Regions from separate parts of the Mus musculus genome. Here region 2 is linked to region 1. Evidence: chromatin loops called from intact Hi-C (ENCODE). Cell type or tissue: heart. All regions are shown on one strand. Each heading gives the region's core, and the rest is flanking DNA. Links, peaks and the distances in the headings are about the cores only.

What was found. Hi-C counts contacts between places; a loop is a spot of excess contacts. Peaks named below come from ENCODE experiments on the same cell type or tissue, not always from the same donor. Only the 100,000 strongest peaks of a DNase experiment are listed, where the experiment ranks them.
Region 2: it touches region 1 in a loop (8-fold over the local background); 13 of 42 quality-filtered maps call a loop at or near these places.

What each region holds. Positions count from the first base shown.
Region 1 is chr8:68,228,296-68,238,845 of GRCm38, reverse strand. No RefSeq gene overlaps it. Among named protein-coding and RNA genes, the nearest start is that of Sh2d4a, 43 kb to the left of the region's middle. In heart, for the core only: no CTCF peak of the experiment used is centred there; a DNase peak (open chromatin) is centred at 5,665.
Region 2 is chr8:68,005,286-68,015,835 of GRCm38, reverse strand. Gm15991 (a long non-coding RNA gene) reads right to left here. Exons shown (of 7, transcript XR_003947558.1): 5 at 5,220-9,577; 6 at 3,782-4,246. LOC115485644 (a small nucleolar RNA gene) reads right to left here and starts at 5,496; the gene lies at 5,366-5,496. It also overlaps a transcript of Psd3 not described here. In heart, for the core only: a CTCF peak has its summit at 5,451 (motif pointing left); no DNase peak of the experiment used is centred there.

The sequences.
Region 1 (10,550 bases), core at 4,601-7,100:
TTCCATTTGAGATGAGTTTAACATCAATGCTCTTCATATTATTGATGCCTTTGCTCTAACTCCCCTCCAAATCTCTCCTGGTATTTGCTTGGTTCCATTCAAAAGTTGGTTTGAGTTCAAGCCCACTGCCCTTGTCCAAGAATGCCTTGATAGGGCAGGACATAGAGTAGATTCTTCTTGTTGTTTTATCCTCATTGTTTGCTTTATGTAGGTGAACTCTTGTTCCAATAGGGAGCTGTAGATTTTAGAAAGAAATCACATAGCTCATGTAGACATTCCAAAGTCCCATTGGAGATGCTGTATTCTGAAGAGACTGTCTTCATCTCTTTTATTCTCCTTTGCTGGTCCTTTCCACAGAGCACAGTCCCGTGATATCACAAATACTCAGAGTCCTGACTTCCACTGATACTAACCAGAGGGGATAGAGTGCAGACCAGTGGCTTGAGTTCACCCAGTGTGACCTGTCCTGCTCCATACAGTCGCTGCTTTGAGAGGCAATACTTTAGTCATGTAATCAGTTTGATTGTTAAAACAAATCTGGAAGCTTTCTTTCCTCAATGTCTGTCCTTAAGGAAAAGAGCTACCAGTCCAACAGTGAAATCCAACAGGTTAAATGTCTTGCATTTCACTATGACAAAAAAGCAAAGTAGACTTTTCCAATTCAATTATGGCCCCTTGTCTTTTTTGTTTTATAACTTGAAAATTGCAGACTATTAAGAAAGGAAAAAAAGTCATCCACTATCCTAATTCATAAAACAGAATATTTTAAACATTTGCTTCTAAGCATTTTAACAGTTGTAACAATAGCACCATTGCACCTTACTATCTTACATTATTTCCTATTCTGTAATTTTAATGTCTGCATAATATTTCTTCTATTATTTCCCATAACTATTCTCCATTAGTTAGCATTTAAATTGCTTCCATCCAGTTTTTCAGCTTAGAGTGCACTGCAGTGAGCATCTGTGAGCACAGAGGTTTTCTTATATTTTCCATTATTTCTTGGGAATAAATTTCTAGAGCTTGAATTTTAGGTCAAATGGCATATTCTTATGATTCTTTGTGCATTTCACTAACTTGCTTTCCAGGGTAATCATACTGATTAACAAAGCATGATGCCTGCAAACTCTCAGATTGTAATAAATCTACAATATAATAATGGGGATGTGTGTGTGTGTGTGTGTGTGTGTGTTGGTTTTTGGAGACAGGGTTTCTCTGTGTAACCCTTGCTGTACTAGAACTTGCTCTGTGGACTAGACTGGTCTTGAACTCAGAGATCTGTCTGATTATGCCTGCTGGGATTAAGGATATGTACTGCCAGCAAGAGAGATATTTTTACTTAGAGTTGCAGTTAAGAGATAGGTCATTGCTCCATTCATTATTGATGCAGCTATTTTGAAGTATGTGTCAGACACACACATACATACACATGTAATACATCAAATATAGGCAGCAAGACATATTTCTCTGTTGTCTTTTATCTTCCTTCCTTTCTTCCCCCAAGCTGTGAACACCTTACAGTCTACCCAAAGAGCATCTTAGCACTTCATAGGGGCAATAAAACCCAGACACAGTTGTTTAATGGCAAATGCTAACAGGTACATGAAGCAAGACTAATGTTCTATGGTAGAGGCCAGTAACTGTGTGTTGATTGGCTCATGCCATCCTAGAAGTAGACAGATTTTATGGTGGACTTCTAGTCCAATAGTAAAGCTAAAAATAAAATAAAATAAAATAAAATAAAATAAAATAAAATAAAATAAAATAAAAAGGCCGGGAGCAGGGGGCTGGAGAGGTGGCTCAGTGGTTAAGAGCACGGACTGCTCTTCCAAAGATCCTGAGTTCAAATCCCAGCAACCACATGGTGGCTCACAAACATCCATAATGACATCTGATGCCCTCTCCTGGAGTGTCTGAACACAGCCACAGGGTATTTACATAAAAATAATAATTAAATCTTAAAAAAAAAAGATGTACACCTGGCTAAGGACTTTTTTAAAAATCTTATTTGTAGTTCAAGCAGTCCTCAAATACTTAATCCTCCTGTCTCAGCATCTGAAGTAGCAGGAGCTCCAGATGTGTGCCGCTGCACTTGACCTGAGGATCGTTCCTGCTGAGGGTACTACTGAGTGCCTGAGAGACTGATGACTGCACAGGCATGGATCTCGGGATACTCTCTCTGCTCCCGAGGGAAGCTGCAGAAGGTTTGGAGGACGACACTTTGGTACTCCGGGGCCAAATGAGCTCATGGTGCTTTTAATGTGTGCCCTGACTCCACTTAGCTGCACTCAACCCCAACTCTTCCTCCCTGCTGCCATTTCATCTACAGATGTAATATTGTATAGAAAGGGGACACAATTTATAGCTTAGGACAGCCTAGTTCTGCTAAAACAGAATAAGTTAGTCCTCAATTCCCTGTTTTTCTAAGGTCTATCAAATGATCTTGAGTCAGAAGGCTGAAGACCGATGTTCCAATGTTTTGAAGTATAGGGACTAGTGGTCTCTATAAATTGGCTAAGTTTTAGAAGCTATATTTTGTGCTTCTCCTATTTTTAGGTAATATTCGTCATTCTTGCTTTTCTGATGGAGTTGAAGACCGATGGTCTCATAGCCAACCCAAGCTGTTTAGCATTGAGAAAGATGATATAGATTTGAGAGGATAGTTTTTAAATGGCATACAACCTAAAGCCAGGACATAAATCAGTGTAAAATTATAAGTCTTTTAGTTAGGGCAGATGACATCGTTCTATCTTAATGACAAAAATGATGGACTGGGTGTTAGGTCTATCTTATATCTTATAAATTACAAAATGGTAAAAGTTGTGTTCAATTTATATTTTGAAAGAATTTGTTTTTATTTTTTATTTTAATTTAAACAGAAAGGATGATATGTGACAGGATTTTCCCTATCCAATCACATTAAAATATTAGGGCAGCAGGATGTCTGTGATTAGACAGGGAAAAGGGAGGCAGAGCTAGGAGTTACAGGGACAGAGAGTGTTTCAAGGAGAGATGAAGGCCAAGATGGAGGAGGATGCACAGGAGGAAAAACCTGAACCCGTGTGGCTTTAGATAGCCTCAGGTAGTTATGATATCATAAGGTTAGGATAATTGGGATAATTTGTCTAATCTAGGTGGGCATCTTTTATCATTATCAATTGGTTCTGAAATAATTGTATTTGCATCTTATAAATTGAGAATTTATTGATATATAAATCTGATTGGTTAATTATAATCTTCAAGAGTTTTATTTCTACCAGGTTGATGGGTGGTGTGGCGACTGACTGTGGGGTGGACGGTCATTGTGTGGGGCTGGCATGGCAGCAATCCACCAAGGAACTGGGGAGCTCTGGCCCAAAGAGACCTCTGAGTTGAGATCACCAGCTAGAGCCATGTGTCCCTGGGTTGAACAGTCGGCACCCACCGCCCGGGAAGCAGATGGATACCGCTGTAGGTGCCTAGTTCCATAGTTCATGGTGAAGACTGTGGGACATATTTTATTTATTTGTGTATCTTGCTTCATGCATATTTTGCCTGTATGTATCACTGTGTACCATGTGCACACCTGGTGCCCACAGAGGCCAGAGGATGGGGTGGTTGGAGCACCAGGAACGTAGGTTACAGAGGGTTGTGATTTGTCATATGGGTGCTGAGAATCAAACCCAAGTCCTCTGGAAGAGCAATAAAGTAACACTGCAGAAAAACGAGAATCTAAACCATCGTGGGAGCTAGTGTCCAGAGGGAAAGAGCACCTACCTCCATTCTCAGACCCTAAAAGAGTGCATCACTTGTAAAGAATTAAATCCAATTATAAATGCCTTTTAATGTATTGTTGGTTTGTGTTATCAGGATATTTACTTGGTCTTAGGTAATAGAGATAAAATATTCGTTCCCCTAAAGAGGTTTTTTTTTTTTAATTTCTGAATTCCAAATAAATACTATAGTAATTTGCTGAATCTTTTAAATGTACATGAAAGTTTCAATTAGGAACATTTTTCTTAAATATTTATTCGATTTCATTAAATATCAAGTATTTATTTTATACGAGTTTTATATTTTATTTTCATTAATTTACTTATAGTTGTTTTTATATAACTAAGCATAACTTAAGTGTTAAAGATTTTCTTTGAGAAATCTTGAATTCTGCATAAAAATTAATTCCTACACGTCCTAACTACCACTGCCAAGTTTACTAAATGAAAATACAAAGGGAGAGCTTGGTGATGGTGCTGCATGCCTTTAAGCCTAGCTAGCACTCGAGAGGCAGAGGCAGGTGGGTCTCTGAGTTCTTTGTTAGCCTGGTCTGTAGAGCAAGTTCGAGAACAGCCAAGGCTACACAGAAAACCGCTGTCTTCAAGAAGAAGGAAGGAGAGGAAGAAGAGAAGGAGGAGGAAGGGAAGAAGGAGGAGGGGGAAGGGGAGGGGAAGAGGAAGAAGCAGCTACGATAGTGGGAGGGGGAGAATATAGAATGAAAGTCCATTTAAATATGAATTTCTAAGTAGATGTGATTACTTTCCAGTATAAATGCCTCACACTTATCTGAAACATATTTTAAAAAATATTACTTACTTAAAATTCAAAGTTAACTAGCATTTGGGTTTCAACTGACATTGCTGCCTTTTAACCACAGTGGCACAAAGCTCTTTGCCTCTGCTCAGGGGGTAAGTGTGCAGTGATGGTTTAGTGTGGTTTTTCATGTGCTAGAGGCACAGGATTTTATTGATCCCATTAGTGGTAGCAATAAACATTTGTATTTGGACGTAAGCAATGGATTTGAACTGGGCATAGTGGCCAACCCTGCCATCCTAGCAACAAAGAGGCTGAAACAGGAGGATGGAATGATTGCATCTATCTGCATTACATAATGAGTTCTAGCCCAGCATGGACTTCATAGTGAGAGTGTCTATAAAGTAAACTAATTAATTAAATATGTTGAAAAGGAGATACCATAGAGAATATAAATATAAAAAGACAGTCCTTCAATTCCATAATTATCCTATTAATAACTTTTCAGTTTTTGTGTTTGTTTACTTGTTTTTGTTTCTTGTTTTGTTTGATTGTTTTTATTTTTTCTGTTTTGCTTTGTTCTTTTTGTTTTGTTTTAAAAGTGATAGAGAGGGGATAGGGACTTGAAAGATGGCTCAGTGGTTCAGGGTGCACATCCCCACACCTACACACAGGATCATCAATGTAAAATCCTCACTGTTGCGGGTGGTACTGCTGAGGAATGTGTCTGATGGCCTGGGGCCTCAGACTAGCATTTGTCTACACTCACAGAATCTGAAATTTGAACACTAAACCACTGAGGATCTCTACTTATGATTTTTGTGAGGCTTCTGTCTTGCTACAAGATTGGCTTTCCCAGGTGGAAAGCAGCTACATTCTTCGCAATCGATCCTGCCCTCGAAACCATGTCTTCACCTCACTCTATTTTCTTCTTTCCATCTCTTTATTCCTTATTCCTCTTTAGCATAATCTGCCATAGAAGAATGTTCTCTACTTATCTACAATATGTTAGCACAAATCAAGAGGACGATGACTTTCCGTTTTTTGGAGGAGGGGGTCAGTTTACTGTATTTAGCGTTCACCACATTCAATTTGCTTAAGATACATTAAATAAAGAGTTCTTCCAGCAGGCGGCGCTGTAGGCTTCTGCAGCCACTGGCTGTAAAAACAAGTCCTCGCTGTCCTGGAGGATCAGAAAGGAACTTTCTGTCTCCTCTCAGGGACAAAGCTAACTTTATTCAAAGAACCCTGTAAGCCTTTCTACAAACTCAACTGATAATCAGGCCATTCAGGATATTGATTGAGAATCCTGGAGAAATAACGATTGGATTAGCTAAGACTGTTTGCAAGATTGGCACTCTCAGTGAAGACTGATCTCTCTTTCAGATATGCGGTGTTAATACAGGTGCTAATCTGGGGGTGGGGAGTATGCCGCTCAATTTAAATACAAATAGAATTTAGGGTAGCACAGTGGCCCATGGTCAGTAGCACAAAGCATTGTTCAGAATCGCCTTGAGAGCTTGTATTAGAAAAATCTCTTGATTCCTATAGTGGTTTGAGCAGGTTTGGCCCCCATAGACTCCTGTGTTTGAATGCTTGGCCCATAGAGAGCGAGCACTATTAGGAGATGTGGCCTTGTTGGAGTAAGTGCGGGCTTTATGAAGGAAGTGTGTCACTGTGGGTGCGAGTTTTGAGGTCTTTGGCCAGTGCAACGCTTATTCTCTGTGGCTTCAGATGTAGAGCTCTCAACTCCATCTCCAGCACCATGCCTGGACACTCTGCCATGTTTCCCGCCATGATGATAATGGACTCCGAAACTGTAAACTAGGCTCAATTTAATCTTTTCCTTTATAAGACTTGCCATGGTCATAGTGTCTTGTAGTCACAGACTTTTTCATCCGTACTCCAGTTCCCAAATAACAACTCAGTGGCTTATTGTTGTTAATAAATGCCTAGGCCCTAAACTAGGCTTGTTGCCAGACTAGCTCGTACCTTATATTAACCTGTTATTCTATTCTATGCTGCCACATGGATAGTTACCTCGCCTCAGTTTTATATGTCTGATTTCCTCCAAGTTTGAGTGGGGAATCTTTTCCCATGCCTATCTCCCAGAGTTCCCTCCTCTCTCTGCTGTTTGTCCCACTTTCTAATCCTGCCTCAGCTTATTAGCCATCAGATTTTTGTTGACAGGTAATGCTTCCACACTGTACACAGAGATTATTCCTACAGTGTCTCTTCACAGCAATAAAATCCCAACGAAGACAATTTCATTCTGGAATATTCTGATTGGGTAGATCTGGGGAGGATCTGACAGTCTGCTTCTTAGTCTCCATGGGGAGTTCTATTGGCTGCTCATACTATCTGAGGCCTTGCCATCAGGTTCTCCTAATTGTTCTTTGTCTTTTGGTTTATGTGATTTGATGGAAGGAGTAGATCATATTGATATGTGTTGTCACATTCCTGGAGCGTTATGCTCATCTGTACAATGGGTTCAGCTGGAGAGCCCATATTTCAGCTCGGATTAGATGTCCATGTCCCCTACATCTCCTCCCTACTGAAGCAGTATGGCATGTAGTTTTTGCTACCCAGCTTTAAGCTCCAGGTAGACCACGCTACCAGCCCCAGCCAGATTCCCTCGGATCCGTGGATGAAACACATACACATATTAACTCAATTTTCAACCTGCTTATGCTAGCATGCCCTTGCCAATACTCTTAACTCAGAACCCTCAATCTGCCCCAAACTTTAGTTGCTCAGTTACCTTCTCCTTGACCCAAAACTGCCCTCAGCTTTAGTTGTGTTTCTAATCTCCTGCCTGGGGAAATGGCCTATGCCCACTCCTCCTGAGATCTCACATGGCTTGGTCACCATTTTTCCCTCCAAAGCATAGTGAAAAATCTCCTCTTTCTCCTGCATCTACTAGCTTGCCTGTGAGAACCCAGAAGTCCTATCTATATTGCCCAGCTCATTGGCTGCTAGCATGTTCATTGATGGATCAAGAACCAGTTGGGGAACAGGACCGTAGCATCAGAACCACCCCTACAAAGCATGGCTATGTTGCATGGAGAGACATTACCATCACTGAGACCCTTGCCTTCCTCACTGCCAATTATAACTTCGTGATGTCATTGCATGGTTCTCTCTCTAAGGTTGGTCTGTCTTAGGACACCGACTCTCTTCATTTTTTAAGAAGTGGCAAATGTGTCTTGGGATATTTTTCATTCAGGTCACCAGTTTTGTAATGATTTAGGTATCAGAGATACTACAAAGGAATAATTAGTGAAATATGCTCACTGTGCAAGGATAATAATACATGAACATTAATGATTGAGTTGATTTATATTAAAAGAAGAGAACAGAATAAAAACTTTCTGGAAAGACGTGGACTCTCTGAACAGCCTGCACAAGCATTCTCAAGGCACCACCTAGTTGATATGTATGAAAATACAGTGGCCCATCCTCAGTGAATACTGTAAAACTGCAAGCTCCTGGGTATCCTTCTGCCCTTCTGCTCTCTGCTCTACCTGACACCTCCATAGCCTTTAAGAGAGAGAAAACCTCTTATGATCTACATATGAAATAGTCTAGAGTGACATAATGTGAGCCCTTGAGCAGTACCAGAGACCACATTTCTTGATATTAAAGCTTAGCTTATGCCCATCTGAATTCTCAATGACTCTTTTCATAAAACCATGGGACTGTAGTTTTCATATAAACCTGCACTGTGCATGTATGCATATATGCATGTGTATACATGTACGTGTGAGTATGTGTACACTTAGGTACACATGCATGTGGAAACCAGATGTTGATACTGGTTTATTTTTCAATTCCTCTCCACCTTATTTTTCAGGTGGTCTCTCACTGAACCTGGAGCTCGCTGATTGGCTAGAATGGCTGCCCAGCAAGCTCTATGGAGTCTGCTGACTCCTCTTCCTTCCCAGCACTGGGCTTGAAAGTGTTCACCCTATGGCCCACTTCTTATGTGAGGATTCTGACTCAGGACCTTATGCTTGTACAGGAGGCATTTTATCAGCTGAGCCATATCTCCAGCCCCAAATATGCATATTTAATATGTGCTTGCAGATGATTTTGCTGTACAGAAGATTTAGGTTGCCTGTCTGGGTTGTTGGAACTGTTCGCACACATGTGCATGAAAAGAAAGACGCATAATGGATCCTCTCTTTTCTCCCCTTTTAAATTACAGTTAAGTTATACTTAGTAACCAGTGTCTACTTTCTGAAACCAATACAAAAATTACTTTTTACAAGGCATAAGACAAACTATGCATCTTGATCCCTTCATTTCTTGATGAAGAAGCAAGACTTGCAGGAGCCAGTGGTACGTGTCAGTGTTACTAGGCAGCATGCAATAAGGCTAGGACAGCCTGTATGAACTGGGGAAACAGCTGGTTGCGGAAAGCCCATACTGCTTGGGGAAGCTACCATCCACTAGGGACTGAGTCAACTGCCATAGAGAAGACACTGTTTCTTTTTATGTCCATCTTTATTGCTAAAATGTTCTGTATATATCAACACGCTGTAGTACATTACCTGAAAATTATCTTACTTCAAACTTTTCCCTCATATCTCTTTTGTTTGATTAATTATACAATATACAATGTACAATATAAGTATACAATTACATCATTTCCTCTTCCCTCTCTTCTCCCTACAACCTTTTCCCAGTGTTTCCCACTCTCTTTCAAATTCAGTCTGTTATTGTTTATTATTGTTACATACATGCATATAAGTTACTAAATATATAAATACACCCCCTGAGTTAAATTATTGCTGCTTATCTGTTATATAGTCTTAGAGATGACCGCTTAGGTTGGATGATCATTTAGGATGCTTACCTCATAGGATGCTTACCTCATAGGATGCTTACCTCATAGGATGCTTACCTCATAGGATGCTTACCTCATAGGATGCTTACCTCATAGGATGCTTACCTCATAGGATGCTTATCTCATAGGATGCTTACCTCATAGGATGCTTACCTCATAGGATGCTTACCTCATACAGAAGACTTGGTTTCCCTTCCTTGGAAGTCTTTAATTGCATGTAGCTTTTCATCTAAGGGTGAGGCCTTCTCTGATTTCCCCCATCTATGTGGGCATGTCAATTGGCATTGCTGTTATTCAGGTCTTCTTTAGGTAGCCATATTGCTAAGATGTGAGTGCAGCTTCCTTGTCATATCTAGAAGACACAATCCTGAAGCAGACTATCGGGTCCTCTCACTCATTCTGTGGGACCCCCTTTTCTGTGATGTCCCACCAAGAAATTAAATGTAAGAGCTGTGCTATAGATGTGTCAACTGGGGCATGGCACTCCAGAGAAAATTGTTCTCTGCATTGTAACTAATTGTAGATCTTGGCAATGGTCTCTGCTGTGAAAAAAAAAGGTTTTTAGATAAAGGGAGAGAGCTATGCTCTCTCTGTATACACTCAATCTTTGGGTATAAGGATGGGTATTTAGAATGCAGTGAGAAGTTACACTAGATGTGGAAAGTGCCACTAGTAATTTTCCCTCTGAGATCTAGGACCTCATGCTGGTTGACTAGTTTTATAGTAATAGGCATGCATTCTCTTCTTAAGTTCAAGGAGACAGCTGTGTGTTTACCACCAAGATATAAATACTACAGCTGCACCTTCAGGGATATCTTGTTCTATTGGTCATTGTTCAGGTCTATAGGCATCACAGATGCTTTCCTCCCCTGACATACAACTAAGGAAAATGGCCATAGCCAGTACTGTTTGGGGAGTCTCTTGGGCTCCTCTGATCAACAACTTGAAAGGTTTTTCATGCCTGTTACTGGATTTTCTATTAGTCAATAGATCATGGGGGTGCATCATCATCCAAAGTGGCATAACAACAATATAACAATAATATATTGTTCATTACAACATAATTTCCCCTGAAGAGCTTAGCTTTGAAAGAAGCGGAGGACTTTTCATCGGCGCTGAGACAGGGAGAGCTGCAGGCCAGGCATTGGGCAGGGCGGGGACTAGAAAGAAGCTGCAGCTTTTGAACTTTCTCTTT
Region 2 (10,550 bases), core at 4,431-6,930, 220 kb after region 1:
CTTCTCAAGGATAAAAGAACCTCTGGTGGAATCACCATGCCTGACCTAAAGCTTTACTACAGGGCAATTGTGATAAAAACTGCATGGTACTGGTATAGAGACAGACAAGTAGACCAATGGAATAGAATTGAAGACCCAGAAATGAACCCACACACCTATGGTCACTTGATCTTCGACAAGGGAGCTAAAACCATCCAGTGGAAGAAAGACAGCATTTTCAACAATTGGTGCTGGCACAACTGGTTGTTATCATGTAGAAGAATGCGAATCGATCCATACTTATCTCCTTGTACTAAGGTCAAATCTAAGTGGATCAAGGAACTTCACATAAAACCAGAGACACTGAAACTTATAGAGGAGAAAGTGGGGAAAAGCCTTGAAGATATGGGTACAGGGGAAAAATTCCTGAACAGAACAGCAATGGCTTGCTCTGTAAGATCGAGAATTGACAAATGGGACCTAATGAAACTCCAAAGTTTCTGCAAGGCAAAAGACACCGTCAATAAGACAAAAAGACCACCAACAGATTGGGAAAGGATCTTTACCTATCCTAAATCAGATAGGGGACTAATATCCAACATATATAAAGAACTCAAGAAGGTGGACTTCAGAAAATCAAATAACCCCATTAAAAAATGGGGCTCAGAACTGAACAAAGAATTCTCACCTGAGGAATACCGAATGGCAGAGAAGCACCTGAAAAAATGCTCAACATCCTTAATCATCAGGGAAATGCAAATCAAAACAACCCTGAGATTCCACCTCACACCAGTCAGAATGGCTAAGATCAAAAATTCAGGTGACAGCAGATGCTGGCGTGGATGTGGAGAAAGAGGAACACTCCTCCATTGTTGGTGGGATTGCAGGCTTGTACAACCACTATGGAAATCAGTCTGGCGGTTCCTCAGAAAACTGGATATAGTACTACCGGAGGATCCAGCAATACCTCTCCTGGGCATATATCCAGAAGATGCCCCAACTGGTAAGAAGGACACATGCTCCACTATGTTCATAGCAGCCTTATTTATAATAGCCAGAAGCTGGAAGGAACCCAGATGCCCCTCAACAGAGGAATGGATACAGAAAATGTGGTACATCTACACAATGGAGTACTACTCAGCTATTAAAAAGAATGAATTTATGAAATTCCTAGCCAAATGGATGGACCTGGAGGGCATCATCCTGAGTGAGGTAACACATTCACAAAGGAACTCACACAATATGTACTCACTGATAAGTGGATATTAGCCCAAAACCTAAGATACCCAAGATATAAGATACAATTTCCTAAACACATGAAACTCAAGAAAAATGAAGACTGAAGTGTGAACACTATGCCCCTCCTTAGAAGTGGGAACAAAACACCCTTGGAAGGAGTTACAGAGACAAAGTTTGGAGCTGAGATAAAAGGATGGACCATGTAGACACTAGCATATCCGGGGATCCATCCCATAATCAGCTTCCAAATGCTGACACCATTGCATACACTAGCAAGATTATGCTGAAAGGACCCTGATATAGCTGTCTCTTGTCAGAGTATGCCTGGGCCTAGCAAACATAGAAGTGGATGCTCACAGTCGGCTATTGGATGGATCACATGGCCCCCAATGAAGGAGCTAGAGAAAGTACCAAAGAAGCTAAAGGGATCTGCAACCCTATAGGTGGAACAACATTATGAACTAACCAGTACCCGGGAGCTCTTGACTCTAGCTGCATATGCATCAAAAGATGGCCTAGTCGGCCATCACTGGAAAGAGAGGCCCATTGGACACGCAAACTTTATATGCCCCAGTACAGGGGAACGCCAGGGCCATAAAAGGGGAGTGGGTGGGTAGGGGAGAGGGGGTGGGTGGCTATGGGGGACTTTTGGTATAGCATTGCAAATGTAAATGAGCGAAATACCTAATAAAAAATGGAAAAAAAAAAAAAAAAGCATTGCTATAAAACAAGTGGTTTCACTTGCTGTTTTTTCCCAGACCAGACCGGTTTTGTGATATGGTAGGATGGATGGATGGGTGGATGGACAGATGCACTGTGGATTGGTTGATGCATACATGCCCTACATTGCTTGCTTCCGGGTTAGGGAGCAAATATTGGTCAGTTACTAGTAAGGAAATTTTAGCTATATTTGATTGAAGGACTGCATAAGGTTGATTGCATGTATAAAGATCCAGTGTTTAGTTGGTATCCTTTCTCAATACTCTGTTATCGAGGTTTTGTTCTTAGAGGTTAAAGTTCACTTATATAACTAATACACGAGCATACTGAAAATTCAACACATTACTGATAGATCAAGGTTTTCTTTGTACTCTGAATCTTCGGCCCTTTCTATCTACTTTTAGGATTTTAACCTTCTAGTTTCTTTTCTCCCTTTCCCTCTCCTCCAGAGCCATAGCCTCAGCCAGAGTCTATGTATACATATGCATAGTTATAAAATAACAAAAATTTCTCATATCTAAGACACCATGGGGGGTCTTTTGAGAAAAGTATAAGGTAATGAATGATATCTTAGATTTTTTTTAAAAAAGTATTGTCTACTTTGGTCATTCTGAAAAAACTTTGCCTTCTGGATTGCGACTATGTTGGCTGGGTTATTGTTTTCCATACAGTAGAATTATACTCCAGTGATGCTACACCCCTCACAGTTCTAATTAATTTGCTCTTAAAGCACATTAAGGATTTGTAATCAGATTCATACCAAGAATCTTTGGTCGCAAGTTAATCAAAGCTATTAATTTCGTTTAGCCATATTTTATTATAATGGATGGTTATCAGTACAATTTGTAGGAAATTTTTACACTTTGTATGGATTTCCAAAGTTCATTTGTAATCGAATTATTTGGAGCTCTGCTTTTATTTTTCTCTGACATAAGTCAGGTTCCTTATTTCTAGCATGTACAAGCAAGTCTTAATACATCTCAAGAAGATTTGGTAAAAATATGTTCGTTGAACCACACCTGTCTTAGTTATTGCTGTGATAAAAATACCATGACCAAAGCAACTTGGCAGGGAAGAGGTTTATTTGGCTTACACTTCCCTATCATTGTTCATCATTGAAGAAAGTTGGGACAGGAACTCACACAAGGTAGGAACCTGGAGTGAGGAGCTGGTGCAGAGGCCATGAAGGGGTACTGTTTACTGCCTTGCTTCCCATGGCCTGGCTGGGCCCTTCCATCAATCACCAATTAACAAAATGTCCCACAGGCTTGCTCACAGCCTGATCTTATGGAGGTATTTTCTTGATTGAGGTTCCCTCCTCTCAGGTGACTTTAGATTATGTCAAGTTGATATAAAACTGTGTAGCACAGTATCTTCAGTAAAACATGACACACTTTTAAAAGTCTAAACCTGGGAAGTATAATTTATCACATTGAGTGTGTGTGTGTGTGTTTTCTATCCATCGATGCACAGGTCAAATGAATAAACCTCTGTTCTCAGAAGATCTGCAGAGTTAAGATGGCAGGATTGGGGTGAGGGTGAAGTTGGCTGTATACTTTATAAAAGCTATGAGCCATTTATTCTATCTGTGTCTAAGAGCATTGACAGTTTGCATTTACATTTTGTTCTTTAGCTCATGTACTTCTGTTGACAATTCACTGTGGGGATAACTTGTCTTAGGTAGCAAGGGTTGTTTCTCCAGTGTTGTCACATCCCTTGCATTGGATGATTCCAGAGCAGTTTCATCTCTGTTATTATTACTAACAATACAAATGTAAAACCATTGATTAAAAACAGTGAACGGCTTTAAGATACTCAGAATAAGTAGGAAATGCTAGCTTACCCACACATGTGTCCAGGTTCTTAGTGGTTGTAGCTTGTAATGCGGAGGTGGATGTGGCTTCAAAGGGACGGACTTTGCTCTATGTCCTCAGCTACACTGCTGTCTCTTAGGCCTTTTAGAACCTTTGGTAGCTCCAGAATGAATAGGTATAACTCAGACTTCAGCATGCCTAAGAGGTAGCCTCAGGCGTTCGGTCACAGTGCTTGCTAGTTCTCCAGCAACTCTCCTGGTAGTTGGGTGTAGTTGACGTCCCAGATGGTTCATCCTGGTGCATTTGCCCACACGCTCCCCACTTAGCGTGAGCAGTGCATAGAAGCTCTGCCCCAGGATGCCTTGCTCTGCCTTTGCTTTCTTAAGCTCAACTCTTGGCTCCTTTGTTTCTGAGGGTGAAGTTGATGACTTCTTAAAGCCTCAGGGAACAGCATGGCATTCCTGAAGTGGTGACTGGACAAATGGAATCTGAAACTTTTAAAGAAGATTCTTGAAAGAATCATCTGCTTAAAAAAATTACACTTTTTTTTTGGAAATTATTGTCAAATCATAGTTGTGTATACTTGCAGTTTTGTGAGGAAGTGAAATCAGCCAGGTGTACATAGAAAAAATAAATACTGTACATTCTCACTTTTATGTGAAACCAAAAACAATTGAACTAATAGAAGTAGACATCAGAATGGGAATTAAAAAAGCAGGGGTGTTGAGAACAGGACAAAAGAGTCAACTCCCCCTCTCTGTTACCCACCTTCCAGTCTTGCAACTGCCCCCCCCCAACATAGAAAAAACCTTGTTGTGGAAGTGTGGTGTGTCACAGTGTGTCCCACAGTATACCTTTTGCCCTTACTTCTTTGCTTGCAAATGTTACTGCAATGATCCCTTGGTCTGGTACGAGGCTTCTGGCTTCTGTTACTCTATTAATGCTGGAACCTCACTAGGCCTCCTCTCAGATAGGCTGTTGTTGACCCTGTGTCATGGAGGTCCTGTAGTTTTGGTTCTGTAGGACTGGTCCCTTTATACACTCCACCAGTTCATCGATGGGGAAGATGTTGTGGTGGGCCAATTTCCTTGATCTGGGCTTTACAGCCCTTTGGCTCTCCCCCTTTCAGGCCCTTGGGGGTTGGCTCAGCAGCAGCCCCTGCTACCAGGGGCAACTCTACCCTGATGCCCGAGCAAGGTGCAGGGTCTGCTCTTTCAAGTGCTGCAGCTGGTTAGGGGTAGGGCCAGCTCTCCTGCTCTAATGACCTCAGGGCCTGCTATCCTGTTTGCTGTAGGTGGAGAAGGGTGGGACTGGGTATATCTCTCCCTTGCCTATGCCCCTGCACAGCAGACAAGTGGCAGGGTCAGTTCTTACATGTTCATGACTACTCATCACACCTTCCATTCTTATTACACACCCAGGGTCAGCTCTACTGTGCTGCCCAGGTGAGGTGCAGGTCCCACTCACCTGAGTGCTGTAGCTGGTGAGGGCCACGGCCAGCTCTCTGGTTCACTCCCACCACAGTGGGGCTCTTTTGCTCTCCAGCTTGCTCCCTGTCCTGGGAGCATCTGGGCCTTCCTGGCGCTGCATTGGTGGTTGTCTCACTTTCAGGGAATGTCAGGCTACCATCATTCAGCTGTTCAAAGGTCAGAACACTGAGCTTAGGCACAGCCTGTCTCCTCTCTGCCACCTACTGACACACCGGTGACACAGCAGCCACACGTACAGTGCTTCTAGGGGCAGGGTTGGTTTTTTTGTTTGTTTGTTTTTTTGTTTGTTTGTTTGTTTTTGTTTTTTAATTTAAGGAAGAAATCGCAAAGATGGATGGGAAAGGGATGGGAAGATGGAGAAAGTGATTATGGGAAGAGTTGGAGGACTGGGTGTGTGTGCATGTCTTTAATAAAATACATTAACTAAAATTCTCAAAGAACAAGCAACGAAATTATTAAAATTCAGAAAACAAAATTCAGAAAGTATTTACTCTTAACAAGCATTTTGTTTCTTAGAAGTTTAACCCTTGTGGCTTACAATAAATGACTTGTATGTGAGCATTTACTACGAGTGGTAGTTTGTGTCTTTGTACAGCTAAAGCCATACAGTTGGAGGGAGCTGCTTGGTGCTGTAGGTAAAGTTACTGTCTCAAAGCCCTTTCACCCCTTTAGTTGTTTAAAAAAGCAATCTAAGCAACCTACGGGGAGCAAGCTGCTACGCAGTGTTCCTCCGTGATCCAAGCCCCAGGTCCTGCTTCTAGATTCTGGCCATGAGACCTTGCCAGTTCCCTTCATGATGAATTACAAGCTGTAAGAGGAAATAAGTTACTTTTGGTCATGGTGTTTATTACAGTAATAGCAAACTAAAATAATAAAACCTTACCAGGGCAGTTTGAAGAAATGATTTTATTAGTGAACTACTAATGTAACTTTTAGTATTTAACAGAAGTACCCACATAATAGATTTTGCTATCTATATATTTTTAAAATAAAATTTTGATAAGCAATTCATCTAGGCCACGAATAATGAATGTTTACCTGAGTCTTGGTATCATTTTTGTGTTCATTTCTGTTTTTCGGACCTAGTGTTCTTTTTGGTGTCCCTCTTTGCCTCAACCATATAGATGCTGTTTTGGGGGGAGTTTCTTACAACATTCTGTGCGTATTGCTTGTTTTCAGTGCCTTGCCACTTCCTGTTTATTAAATAATACACTGAGGAACATTTATAAACATCATAGAGTCTCCTTGAATTTTCATGGGTTCTGATTATGCTGTTGGATAGTCCCAGCATTCCTTGCTCATGTAGCTTAGCATAGGGTCAGGAGCATCCACTGCATGTGGTGTGGATGGATGGCTCTAGAGTTCTCCTTGCCAACCAGGAGTCTAGCAAGCAGGTTCAAAATTTTAAGAGTATTTGTTTTGATTTTCTAAAATGTGAACCTTAATTTCGTTTGCTTTATTTGTGAATTTTAATGTATCAGTACATAGACCCAGAGCTTGAGGCAGCCAAAAAAAAAAAAAAAAAAAAAAAAAAGGTAAGTTTGGGCAGGTAAAGACAGATAGGTGAAGTAGAGACTTGACTCACTGGGCCTGCTCATTTGCTGGCCAAGGCCCACCCATCAATCATTACTAATTGTGAAATGGTGGGAAAGGCGGAGGAGGGGATATTGTGAGCTAATAGTATTTGGTTGTTAATTTTCTTTTAAAGCCTTTCTTTGAAGCTCCCCAGCTAGTGAGCTAGACACTTGCCATTTTAACAGAGCAAGCTGTGAGGAAAACTTGATTCTGGTATCTTGACTTTGTTTTATAGAAAGCTGTTTTAGACGAATGCTTAGCATCTTATCTTCCTAACATTTTATACCACACTCTCAATAAACAGGTAAATGAGTAAAGGATTGAATAGTAAATAAAGAAATGAATAAATAAATAAAGCAAGCTTCTACTGTCTTACAGGTTAGAATTGTATCCAAGGTAGGTTCAGTTCCTTGCAGAGGGAATATAATCTTCACTCTTGCAAGGCAATTGAAGCAGGTCTAAGCTAAGGTGGTCAGTGGAAGGTGTGTTTGGGTCTGTGACAGGCTTATTTTCATATGATTTCTACAGCTTTCCATGCTTGTTGATAAAAGGTGGTGTGGCTGGGCTGTGTTTGGAGCTTCTGCCTCCTCTCCCCATTGGTGCACAGGCTCTGATTTCCACCTCCCTCAGGGAGCAGCAGAGTGTCCATTTGCCCTTGGCCCAGGGGAGCTGCTTTCAGGAAGTTGGCATAGTCAGTAGACAGCAGCTGGTAGGAAAATGAGAATGGACCTCCAGGGCTTTTCAAAAGGGCATGGATTCAGGTTTGTCTCTTTTGCTCACACTGTTAAAGAGACTGGCAGCCAAGCCGGCAAAAGGGCTAGCTGAGAGGCAGGGTTACCGCTCTTTGCACCTCTTCCGACCCTGTGGCCCCTTTCCTGCATTAGCCCTTTCTTTTGATGTTCATCTCTTCAGTCTCAGAAGTGAAGGATTTAGCCTCTCACTTCCTCTACTGTTCTCCTGGATGCTTTTAGCTTCTCTTGAGAGGCTTCCTGTCCCAGCTCGATGTCCTTACTGACTTTGGGAAGATGCAGTTAGCCTACTGAGGGAAAAGGGAAGAGTTAGTTGTAGGGAGTGGTTATCCCCTTCTTCCCAAGCACCAGAGTTTGCTTCTCTGGAGACTCCAGGAGATAATGTTTCCTTGCACTGCAGATGCCCTGCTCTGCTCTGGATCCCTTCCTTCACTGCAAAGCCAGGAACATTACCATCTTTTCTGTGAGCCCCTCTTGGTGGTTTTTTTTTTTTTTTTGTCACAAAGTTTCTGTCTGGTGTCTCTCTTGCTTCCCCAGGACACTTGTCATTGCATTTAAGGCCCACTTGAATCATAGAGGAGAGTCCTGCAACTTAATTTAATGACGCCTGCACTCCTCTTTATGAGTTTAAACACATGACTCCCACTCCCCTTCCTCTGGTCTGAGTACGGATTGAATTTGTTCTTTGCTTCTCCAAACTTTTGATTTCTCTAACCCTAACCCTAACTCTTAGATTATTTGCTTAAAAAGTATCATGGCCCTTTTCATAATTACATGTTTATAATTTTATATATAAACGTTGCTGTCTGCGGAGTCCTATAAGGATACAGCCCCTCATCCTTACTGCTATTCTAGGAACGGGAACACCTCGCGCTTACAGTTCTGTCACTGTGCTGCAGTGAGAGCAGAAGCTCTGGCCTGGGTGTAGACCAACGTTTCAGTTCACGTCTGGCCATTTTGTTTGTTTGTTTGTTTGTATGTATGTATGTATGTATGTATGTATGTATTTATTTATTTATTTGGCCCAGGGACCATTCCCAGGAAAGAGAGGTCAGCTTAAGGCATGCTAAAGAGATAGGTGGAACAATTTGACCATTTCTTTTTCCAATTTTTCTTCCTCCAGAACAGTAAATCTAGCCACATAGAAAGTATCCAGGAAAACCTGATTTCCCCTTTCCCTCTTTATCTGTTTCAAACATGCTTTCTGTAACCCGTTGGACTCTCCCCAGCATTTTGAGCTTCCTTATTCTTTCTCTAAATTCTCCTTCCCCACCTTGCTTGCTTCTTGACCTCTGTGCTAGCTTAAATGGAATGCTCCCCCCACCCTCCCCTCTCCTCCTCTGGGCTGCCTCTGCAGTTTATAGCTGGGCTGCCCTGGGGGTTTTCTGGCAAACTCTAGTAACATTGTCTTTGAGCTTCTATTTGAGTCCATTCTTAGGTTCTTCTGGTAATGATTTTAAGAACCCCGAGAGGGAACCTTGACTTACCATTTGTCTACTCTAGACAACGTCTCTTTTGCCTTTGCTTACTCCAGGTTTCCCTGATGTATTTGCTAGGCTCTTAACATACCACAGACTGAGTGGCTTATGCAGTAGAACTAAACTGTCTCCTGTGTTTAAAAATCAGCAGTCCATGACTATTGAGTTGATACTGCTGAGGTCCCTTCCCATGGCTTCAGATGGCACCTTCTCCCTTTGTCTTCACGTGGTCTTTGTTTTGGCTATCTCTCTGTGTCTCTCATATTGTTTTCTTAGAAAGTCACCAGCTACCTTAGTTTAAGACCTAATCTGCTGATCTCATTGTAATGACCTCCAAATACAGTTGTGGTTGAAGTCAGGGCTTCAACATGGGTTGTTCAGAATACAGTTCATCCAAGAACACCTAACCAAGTGTCTGCAGCATCAGCTCCAATCTTCAGCTCTCTGACGGCAATTGTTGGTAAGTGCACACAGTACCCTGTTGCACACAGTACCCTGTTGCACACAGTACCCTGTTGCAGTGGACTCAGCTTCTGCAGATAAAGGGAACAGAAGGGATTAAACAGGATTGAACGTGGACGTGAATGTTGGAATTAAGTGTTGGCTTAAAGGGAGTTGTGAAATATTATTTTTATTATTTTCAATTTAGCTTTTAATCTCTTCTGGCCCAAAGAGCTCTGGAATACTCAACTGACTCTCAAATCATATTGAAGTTGAGATAATTAGAACAATACAGTGCATGGTGCTGCTTTAGGCCCATTCTCCTTCCCCTCCACCACTCCTGTGGCCCCAGTCGTTTTCTGCCCACTTCACTGAAAGTGACTTTTACTTATGAAGTTTTCTACTTTGTTTTCTTTCCCCTCCCCTATTTTGTAGCCAGACAGAAATTTTATATGATGTTTTTATTGTGCCTTCATTTCAACTATGTTCTGTGACATGAGGTAGAATTTGTGTGTCTTCTTAGTTCCTAAAAGTTTCAGATTTCAAATTAGAGATGTACATTGTAATACTGGCTTACCTACTTCTTAGCCCTCCTGAGTGCCAAGATCAGGGTTGTGTCAACAAGTCCGCTATCCAGATTCTTTAGCGCTTTTATATAGCAGGGGATCGGAAGTCCAGACATTTATGTTAATTGAAGAGTAGCAAAACTGGATTTTAGTCCTGATCACCCAAATCAAGTTATAAGTCCTTTACTGCCTTTTAAATTACATTTTCGGGGTCAGGCTTTGAACCTAGGCCCTCATGTATGCGAAACATGCACGCTAACTGCTGAGCTTATCCTAGCCCCTATTCTGTATGCTTATCGAAGAGATTTGTGCTCCTAAGTGATTGTGATAAATCAAAAGGAGTAAGTTTTATTCAAGGAGTAATACAGATTGAAAAGCGTGTTACTGAATCATGCATGTCTTTAATCAAGCTGATTATCTCAAATACAGTCGTTCAGAGGTCTACAATTATTGTAGAGCTAGGTGAAGATTTCAAAGCATTAGCATGGGGAGAGCAGAA